Linked DNA regions of Mus musculus: all the other regions are linked to region 1. Evidence: chromatin loops called from intact Hi-C (ENCODE). Cell type or tissue: left cerebral cortex. All regions are shown on one strand. Region 1 has its middle 75 kb from the start of Gm33337. Region 2 has its middle 16 kb from the start of Gm33337. Region 3 overlaps Gm33439 (a long non-coding RNA gene). Region 4 has its middle 6.1 kb from the start of Gm33337.

Region 1 (2,500 bases):
GAACATCTCTGAGACCTTTGCATTTCTGTGGTCTGTGCCCAGGCAGGGTTCCCTGCTTCTGATCCCCTGAAGACTGAAGGAAGAGCTACCTGGATCCTATCCCTGCTACTTTAACAAGCCTACTTGGCCACCAGAAGGGAGTGGACACATTGCATGCTATCACCATTTAATCTTAGCATGAAAATTCAATTACCTAGTCTCAAGATTCAATTTGGGAGGGGGACAAAACACCCCAAAGACACAAGGTGACCTGTCTGGGTGGTATGACCTAGCCCACAAGCCAGATAATGATGCCCTTCTGTCAGCTGGGCCCCAGGAGCTGCAGCCCGGAGGGAGAGGAGCCCAGCCCTGACAGATGGCAGCAGAGGCTGGGCTGATTATGAAGCTCATCCAGCCCGAGCCTTTATTTCATCCCCAGCACCAAGGTCCCTTCTGAACACAGGCTGTTTACTTAAAAGACACACACGCCTGCTTCTGTTCATCTGATTCACAGTATCAAAATGAACGTGGACAGCCGTCAGATGGTTTTTTCTCTTTTTCTACTAACGATTCAATTCTGCCTCTTGTTAAGGAAATTCATAATCCATTTTGCCCCATAATTATTTTGTGTAAGTGGGAAATCAAATCGGAAGTGGCGGGAGAGAGAGAATGCCAGGAAAAGAAATTCAAATCGGAGTGGCTTCTTGGCTAACGCTATTTCTCTGCGAGAGTAATTCAGACTTTTGTATAGACCCACTTGGAAAAAAAAAAAAAGAGGCAGCAACCAAATTGGGCAAGCGGGTGGTTTCCAGAAAAGAAAACAGATGCAACTCAGAAGCTTGGTTCTTGGTTTTGCTTTTCTGTGGGAGAAACCTCAGCTCCCCCTCTAGCAGAAATAAATAAGTGGCTTCAGGATTTGTCCCCAAAGTGAACTTCACACCCGTGCTATATGTAAACACTTCAGACCAGAGGGGGTGAATGCCCAGTGGCACGTGAACAAAGAAGTCCCCAGGAAGAAAAGCAACATCGGAAAATGATCCCAACCTCTGCCACTCAAAACACCAGGGAGGAAAAATGTCACCCCAGGCAGCAGCTGTGAATGACAGCATGCCCCAGATCTCACTCAGGGTCCCTTCTGGCCAGGTCTTATGCTGTTTGGAAAAGTGACAGGGGTTATATTTTTGTCACCCAGCTGTTGCTTTTTGTCTTAGTAGGCAAGAAGCTGTGATGGCTTCTTGGCGACCCAAGGTTGACTTATTTAGAACTGTGTGCAGTGGCTGATGGAGGAAGGGCTCCAAGCAGGTGCTCTCAGCAGACGCGCATTCTGGAAAAAGCAAGGGCGTGGGCCAAGGTACCAAGTGAAATGCCATCTCATTAGTCAAGGCAAGGCCCTGCCTGCTGGCTGCCTGTCTTGAGAGACTTGTATGGTGGCTTCCCCCACCCCTTTTTTGGCATAGCCTAGGATAACAGCTTTCCCACATTTGAAGGTTGCAGAGGGGGAGGGGAGGGTGACTAGAAGGAAAGCAATTTTTTTCTTTGTTATTCTCCAGTTGGTGGATTATACCTGGCCATAAAAGCAACGTGGTTTAGAGTAGAGGGTCCTGTTATGTCTGTAATCCTAGCACTCAAAAGGCTGAGGCAGGAGGATCCCTGGGAGTTTGAAATCAGCGTGAGCTACATAGTAAGTTGCAGGCCATACTGGGCTATCACTCAAAAGCAAACACACACACACACACACACACACACACACACACACACACGCACGAAGAGGGAAACAGAGGTGGAGATAAAGATGAAGGTGAAGCCGGAGGGGGAAGAAAGGGGGAAGGGGAGAGGGAAAGAAGAGGAGGAAGAAAAGGGGGAAAGGGAGAAAGGGAGAAACTAAGAAGGGAGAGAAAGGGGAGGGGGGAAAAGGAGAGGGACAGGGATCGGGACAGGGAGAAAGAGAGAGATCTAGAGCCCAGGACAGGGAACCCAGAAACTCAATTTTAGCCTTAACTTTGTCACTAATGAAATTACTTTAGATAGGTTACGTATTTATGCCTTTGAATGCCCATTTCTGACAGCATAAAGCAAGATAGTTGTAATAGAGAATACCTACTATGTTCATGTGTTCTGAGATGAAGAAACCTTTTCTAATTCCAGGCCTATTCATGTGGACCCTCGTGTGTGTGTGTGTGTGTGTGTGTGTGTGTGTGTGTATCCATGTGCACATAAGCAGAAGTCAAAGCTAGCTGTCAACTGACTTCCTCTATAGCTCTCTACCTTACTCTTGGACACAAAGTCTCTTACTGTCCCCGGAAGGCACCATTCTGGCCATGCTGGCTCTCAGCAGCCCCAGGGATTCACCCACTTCCACCCCCACCCTCAGTGCTGGGGTTACAGCTATGCACAGTCATGCTTCGGTTTTAGTGAAGGCTGGGGATCCGAAGTCAGGCTCAGTGCTGAGACTTGGATTTATTAATCTCAGGGCCTCCAAAAGATTGTGCATTTTAAATTATCTTGTCCTCAAGCAAACTGG
Region 2 (2,500 bases), 59 kb before region 1:
GTGGCTTCAAGCTCTAGCATAAGACAAAACGACGAGATGCAGATTCAGTATAGACGCTGATCTGGATTCAGTATAGACATTGATCCAGATTTCACAAGCACTTCAAACCAAAGTCATTCAAAAAGAGAAACCCTTCTCAACACTGATACCAATGCATTCATACATGTGCACAGGCAGGCTCTCACATGTGCACACATGAACACTTGAATGTACACAAAATACAGACCCACATGCACATGAACACTTAGGGACACACCATATATTCTCACATATACATGGCCAGCGCCCTTCTTTCCCGATTGAATGCTAACTGCTTTAAGCAGTAATTGGCAATAATTCAATTTGCAATATGTGAACTGAGTCTTAACCCCCCTACCCCCTTTAATGGCTTGATAGTAGGAATGACTATGAACACAGTTCCTTGATGGTTTTGAAAGCATCGTGGTGTTACAAAGGAACTTGAAAAGAATCATCCCCTTTGAATAATAACAACAGTCAAATTAACAGCAGATTCTTGAATATTTACTCTCTCCTGCTTTAGAGGCAACATCAAATGCTTCATGAGGACCACATGAGGCAAATGATACAATTATTCTCATTTTACAGTAGGAGCTTATAAGGCCACCCAAGCAACTGCCTGAAATGACACCATGACACATGCCATGGCCAGGACACTTGCATGGCACTACTGGTCCAGAGCCTGTGTCCCTGACTGTACTCTGCACTCTGCCAGGGACTCCGTGAACTTGCACAATAGGTAAAGCAAATGATCAATACTGAGCAGAGAGAGGCAGGTCAATGTGGGTGAAGTCCTTTGACAGTCGGCTTGACTGGGGCACTCTTAGCGGTTGGGTCTGATTTATCTCCCAGAGATCCGCATGCAGAGGTCTTGACCCCTATGTTCAGCACTGGGGTTTGAGGGAAGTGACTGGGTCCTAAGGGTCAACTTTATCAGTGAGTGATCTATCTATTGATGGATCCATAATTTTGTGGGCTGTTAGAGGCTGATACAAACTTTGGAAATGAGATCCAGTAGAATGCAGTGGGCCCTGGGGGTTGTGCTTTGGGGCTCTGTCTACGTCTTGTGCTCTCTTTGCTTCTGGGTTAACAGGAGGAGAGAGCAGCTCAACAGCTCAACAGCATACATTGCTACCAAGCTGTTCTGTCTTGCCACCATCCTGAATCCATGGAGCCAGAAGATGCTAAGCTGATCCCTCTGAAACCATGAGCCACACTCCCTTCCTACCTCCATTTCTCTTGGGTGTTTTCCATGGCGATGAAGGGCCAGCTAATACAGTTGTGCCAGTGAGCTTCTAGTTGACTTTCTTGAAATGATCAGGTTCTTTCTGCAACAACATTGGCGTTTGTTCTTTTGTTCGTTGCTTTCCTTTCCATAGCCCTTTCTTCTCCCATTGTTATTCTCTACCTACAGCTTTCTTCTTTGCTGAGTTTTTTTTTTTTTTTCTTGCCAGCATCCCAGGCTGGAAGTGTTTGAGGAGCAGATTGCTATTTCCCTAAAAATAATCCGAGTCAAGTTGCTGGCAGAAGTGTTAGCCTTGGAGGAGCACCAAGTGTTCAAAGCTGGGAAAGTGCTGGGTGGCTCTGTCCTGGGTTTTCAAGGGAGATGAATCTCTGAGACTGGACAGGCTGGTGGAGGAACACAGACTGATGGGAACACCTGATTCCTGGGACTCTGCTGACATCAAAGCGGGGATCGTTGCTGGAAAAATCTTCAGGCAGACAAGTCTCATGAACCTTAAAGGGAACACCCCTCCCTTTGACAACTGACGCTGTTCTGACTTTAAGCGTTCAAGTTGCTCACAGAGCTGTCTCTGCTATTGTTCCTCTGCCTGCTCTACTTGGGGAAGTCCACCGACAGTTTGACAGCCTAGAGTTTCAGAATGTGGGATCTGGGACAGGCCATCTGGGTTTGAGTTTGGCTTTTAGGCCCCTCACTGGGAGACATTCAACCTTCTGTGCCTAGATGTTCTTACAGATTTAAAAAGAAAATTCAGTGATTTTATGCTTGCTTCGAACTTTTACTAGGAAGATTAAATAATTCAGTACTTTGACAGCTCTGGATGGCAAAAATAAAGTATTTGCAGGTATTTATTAAATAACTTTGTAAATATACTTAGTGTTAAATTTCCTTTGGACTCCACACTCAAGTAACTGTCAACTTACTTTCACTTCAATATTATACGAACACTTCCAAAATGCAGTTCAACCTTTCTTCTAAAAACTCTCCTGATTTTGATTTTCCCCGACCAAGGGCCTCCACCCCATCTCAAGTAGACACAGGGGAGTCATATTCACAGTATCCATTATATCCATAAATCTACCTTCTAAACATCTTGTAAGTTCCTCTATTTCTATCATCTTCATTAATACTGATTGGCAACATCACCACCAAACAGTGCTCTGGGATTTCTACCTATGTAGAAATGCACCTTTCAAAATCATTTGATCTCTTTCTACCTCTGTCTCTCCATCTCTGTCT
Region 3 (2,500 bases), 130 kb before region 1:
CTGTATACAGATGGGTAATCTATCTATATCTATTTATAATTTATTTATATACCTAATCTATCTGTGTATCTAACTTTTTATCTATCTAATCATCATCTATCAATCTATATCTATTTTCTATCTATCCATCTATCTATCATCTATCTATCAATCTATATCTATTTTCTTTCTATCTATCTATCTATCTATCTATCTATCTATCTATCTATCTATCTATCTATCTATCATCTATCATCTATCTATCTATCATCTATCTATCTATCTATCTATCTATCTATCTATCTATCTATATCTATTATCTATCTATGTATCTATGTATCTATCTATCATCTATCTATTTATCTATCTATCTAATATATCATCTATCTATTGATTGATCTATGTATCTATGCCTACCTATAAATCTATCATCTATATATCTATTATCTATCATCTATCTACTCATCTATCTATATCTATCATTTATCTAGCTATTTAATCTATCATCTAGCTATCATATCTATCTACATATCTATACCTATCTATAAATCTATCTAATGTATCTAGGTATCTGTTTATCATCTGTACCTATCTATCATGCATTATCTATCTATGAATCTATGTATCTATGTATCTACCTATCTATTGGTTGATCTATCTATGCTTATCTATAAATTTATCTATTATCTATATCTATATCTATCATTTATCTAGCTATCTAGTATATCATCTATCCATCATATCTATCTAATGTATCTATGTCTACCTATAAATCTATCAAATGTATCTATCTATCTAATGTATCTAGATATCTATTTATAATCTGTATCTATCTATCCCTGCATTATCTATCTATGAATCTATGTATCTATCTACCATCTATCTATCATGCATGTGTATGCCCATGATGTGTGCATAGTCGACTTGAAAGCACCGTTTTCTCTTCTGGTGTGTGGGTCCTAGGTATAGAACTCAGATTATCAAGCTTGGAAACAAGCACTTTTACCCACTGAACCATTTTGTGAGTCCATTAAGCAGCTTTTAAAAAAGATTTATTCTATTTTTATTTCTCTCTCTCTCTCTCTCTCTCTCTCTCTCTCTCTCTCTCTCTCTCTCTCTCTCTCTCTCTCTCTCTCTCTGTGTGTGTGTGTGTGTGTGTGTGTGTGTGTGTGTGTGTGTGTGTGTGTATGTGTGTCTGGGTGTAAGTATGTATATGTGAGTCTGTGTATCCATGGAGACCAGCAGGGGGCATCTGATCCCCTAGAGCTAGAGTTATAGGCACTTGGGAAGTACTTGACATGGGTCCCAGAAACCAAACTCTAGTCCTCTGATGGAGCAGCAAGTGCTCTTAAACACCAAGCTGTCTCTCCAGTCCCTACATTCCTAAACTATTTGCAAGAACCTCTATGTCATATTTACTTCAGAAATGCATCATGAGTGTTGTGTGACTGTTTCAAGGAGACTTACTGTAACAATTGGAAATTTCTAATGCATCCACATACCATTCAGCCCTCTTCTCAAACAGGAAGTTAATGTTTTGACAGATTCACTTTTTGTGAATTGCTGATGGTACCAGGATTTTGAAGACCAGGCAGCTCTGTGGCAGAGCAGTCTGGAATCTTTCCCACCCGTGGAATCTTCAGAAGTGTCTTCTTTCGCCACGTCTAGCCCAGTATCCTTTATTTTGCTCTTCTTCATGTTGTTCTCCTTCTTCCGTGACGCCGGGACATCCATCTGTCTCTTCAGCTCTCAAGTCACTGTCTGCTGAGTGCCGATGTCATCACAGATGGCTTTCTTCTGCCTTCTTCATCCATCTCCTTCCTTCACACTTCCCCATTGTGGCTGAGAGGGGACATATTCTTCTCAATGTCACACCCTCAGTGACATAGTCCTCAACCCTTATTCTCCTGATTCTACACAGAAGAGTGTCACCCCCACAGCCTGTCTCCTCAGTGTACTTTTCTGTCACACTTACTTCGTGTTTCTAGCCTTCAGCCCTAATCTAAAATTTCCCAGCACATATTCCATGGAGCATAGGACTGGCCTAGCAATTATCTATAGAAAAAGGAATCTGCGGTCAAACTGGTTTCTGAAAAGCTAAATTTAAAGCAATTCTTTAGAGTGAGACTTTCCGAAGCTGCCAGTCTGCCATGAATAGCAGAATCTTCAAGAGCTGGGAAAGATGCTCTGAAAATATTCCGCCAAAGAATTTTTCACTCATTTCCCCCGAACATAGAAATAATTCTTCTTCCTCTTCCTCTTTCTTCCTCTTATTCCTCTTCCTCCTCTTCTTCCTCCTCCTCCTCTTCTTCTTCTTCTTCTCTTCTTCTTCTTCTTCTTCTTCTTCTTCTCCCTGCCCCTTCCTCTCCCCCTCTCCCCCTCCCTCTCACTCTCTCTCTGTGCATGTGTGCATGTGTGTGTATGTGTGTGTGTGTGTGTGTGTGTGTGTGTGTGTGTGTGCATGTGTGTGTGGGGTACACTTTGAAAAATGCAGCTCATGTCCATTAGAAAAATAATTATC
Region 4 (2,500 bases), 69 kb before region 1:
GAACACTCTGGACAATTTTCTCAATGTAACAGCTTAGACTCATGTAGTTGTAAGTAATGGAAATTTACTCAGGCCCGGTTAGAGAAAACAAAGAGGATAAAGGAAATTAGACTCTCATATGGTTGGTTCCAAAGGCCTAGCTCCAAACCAGCCTATAATGGCGAAGAAGTTCTACAGTCAACATTAGACACTAGGACAGTCAAAGTCAATGGACACTTTTAATCAATGGGCCTTTAATGATGTCCAAGCTCCGAAACTCTGGCCCTTGTATCTGCATTCCATATGTTGGGGTTCTGGAGCCATGTATCTGATGTTTCCACTTTGATCGGCTATCTACTTTTTGATAGTTATTCTAGAAGACAAATCCAGTTCTTAGAACCCTGGGTTCTCTAAGAAACAGGTGCTAAGGCAAGGTTTGACATGTAAGAGGTTTGTTGACTGGGAGAACTACACATGGAGATGTTAAGGACATAGGATGCTTGGGTAAAACCCTGGGAGGGAGCCGAGCAAAGGATGAATGGGCAGAACCTAACACTCCAGCAAAAGCCACATTTTACTGGCAACCGTACAAAAGTGAAGCTGCCACCATGCCTCTGCTGTTGGAAGTCTTTGGCTGCAAGCCAATGGTAGGAAGGGTAGCCTGGTCAATGAATGTTGTGATGGACTCGTGCAGAAACAGCTGGCACCATCATGAATCTCATCCTCACGGCAGCACTGCTGGCCCGAGGTGGCCATGTCTGCCTTAGTCCTTTTCCTCAGTAAGAGGAAAGAGTAGAGAGATCATCTAAAGATATCGCCTCAGCGTTAGCCTTATGGGCTCAACTTGTGAGAACTGTCTATGCGTCTGGGGCTCTATGGGTACCATGACGTAAGCCTGATCATGCCCACGGTTCCCTGCTTCTTAGAATAACCGTTTCACTTCTGTTAGCCTGTTTTGCCACATCTATTTTAAGATCTGGTCAAGCAAAGAGTTGACTCAAGTGTCATCTGTCGTCATCTGTCGTATCACAGGGAAGTCATCCCTTGGATGATGATAATACCCAAAGCAACTGGTCTTTACCCTGGTTTTGTTCCTGTGACTAACTTGTGTGTCAAGCTGGAGCTGTCACAGAGAAAGGAGCCTCCCTTGAGGAAGTGCCTCCATGAGATCCAGCTGTAAGGCACTTTCTCAATTAGTGATCTAGCTGGGAGAGCCCAGTCCATTGTGGGTGGGACCATCTCTGGGCTGGTAGTCTTGGGTTCTATAAGAGAGCAGGCCGAGCAAGCCAGGGGAAACAAGCCAGTAAGGAACATCCCTCCATGGCCTCTGCATCAGCTCCTGCTTCATGACCTGCTTGAGTTCTAGTCCTGACTTCTTTGGTAATGAACAGAAATGTGGAAGTGTAAGCTGAATAAACCCTTTCCTCCCCAATTTACTTCTTGGTCATGATGTTTTGTGCAGGAATAGAAACCCTGACTAAGATATCTGCCTTCTTGTTTCCTAGGAACCCCGTCTGTGGGTTTTCACTTTGGCTGTGCTTGTAACAAGCAATGCATGGCTTTCAGTGCAGAATGGCTAACTGACTACAAGAAAACAAAACAAAACAAACAAACAAAAAACAAAACAAAAGATGGAGGTATGGAGATAAGGAAAGGGGTTGATTGGTCATGTGGTACCCAGGATACCGAGAGAAATCACACTTCCCTCACACATGTACTTCTTTCTGCTTCCTACCCAACAAAGCCTCAGGATTTCTTTCCATCACAATCTTCATTTTCTACCTAGTTCCTCACCAAACAAGCGAAGGGAGCCTCACTTCTCTGTCTGCACATACACAAGTCCTGAGAAAAGGGTAGGGGCCTCCTATCCTGACTGACTGACTGACTGACTGACTGGGTAGCCCTGGGATATTTTTATTTTTATTTTTTTTTGTTTGTTTGTTTTGTCTTATTTTGTTGTTTCAAGACAGGGTTTCTTTGTGTATCCCTTACTGTCCTGGAACTCCCTCTGTAAACCAGGTTGGTCTTGAACTCACAGAGCTCCTCCTGCCTCTGACTCCTGAGTGCTAGGATTAAAGTCATGCACCACCACTGCCCAGCATCTAACTCTATATCTAACCTCTGATATTACACACACACACACACACACACACACACACACACAAACACACACACATACACGGACACACACAGACACAAACACACACACGCGCGCGCGCATGCACACACAACACACTGCACATCAGAACTTCTCCAACTGCACCTCTGCTTTATGCTGAAATGCCTTTCTCTGTCTACAGCTTTCGGCTCCTTTTAATGAACACATCACTCCGAGAATATATAATGAGAGTTACCCAATTAAATGACGTTCTCTTATGGCTCTGAGGGTTTCTTTTTTCCAAGTTTTGTAGAATTTTATGTGAGACAGTATGGGTGTAAATAAATTATTTGGCCATATTAATCATGAACATTTTTATGTTAATTTCACATAAAAATAACACTCATCTCTCGAGGGCTTGAT

The links. Peaks named below come from ENCODE experiments on the same cell type or tissue, not always from the same donor. Only the 100,000 strongest peaks of a DNase experiment are listed, where the experiment ranks them.
Region 2: a loop joins it to region 1, with 2.0 times the contacts of the local background. A loop is called at or near these places in 5 of 42 quality-filtered maps.
Region 3: it touches region 1 in a loop (2.8-fold over the local background); 2 of 42 quality-filtered maps call a loop at or near these places.
Region 4: it touches region 1 in a loop (2.0-fold over the local background); 5 of 42 quality-filtered maps call a loop at or near these places.

The regions. Positions count from the first base shown.
Region 1 is chr10:118,639,096-118,641,595 of GRCm38, reverse strand. No RefSeq gene overlaps it. Among named protein-coding and RNA genes, the nearest start is that of Gm33337, 75 kb to the left of the region's middle. In left cerebral cortex, no CTCF peak of the experiment used is centred here; DNase peaks (open chromatin) are centred at 424, 712 and 1,285; H3K4me3 peaks cover 633 bases; H3K27ac peaks cover 860 bases.
Region 2 is chr10:118,698,575-118,701,074 of GRCm38, reverse strand. No RefSeq gene overlaps it. Among named protein-coding and RNA genes, the nearest start is that of Gm33337, 16 kb to the left of the region's middle. In left cerebral cortex, no CTCF peak of the experiment used is centred here; a DNase peak (open chromatin) is centred at 1,561; H3K27ac peaks cover 253 bases.
Region 3 is chr10:118,767,309-118,769,808 of GRCm38, reverse strand. The region is part of intron 1 of Gm33439 (a long non-coding RNA gene); the gene reads right to left. Among named protein-coding and RNA genes, the nearest start is that of Gm33439, 22 kb to the right of the region's middle. In left cerebral cortex, a CTCF peak has its summit at 1,250 (motif pointing right); DNase peaks (open chromatin) are centred at 1,302 and 1,931.
Region 4 is chr10:118,708,364-118,710,863 of GRCm38, reverse strand. No RefSeq gene overlaps it. Among named protein-coding and RNA genes, the nearest start is that of Gm33337, 6.1 kb to the left of the region's middle. In left cerebral cortex, no CTCF peak of the experiment used is centred here; DNase peaks (open chromatin) are centred at 600 and 1,475.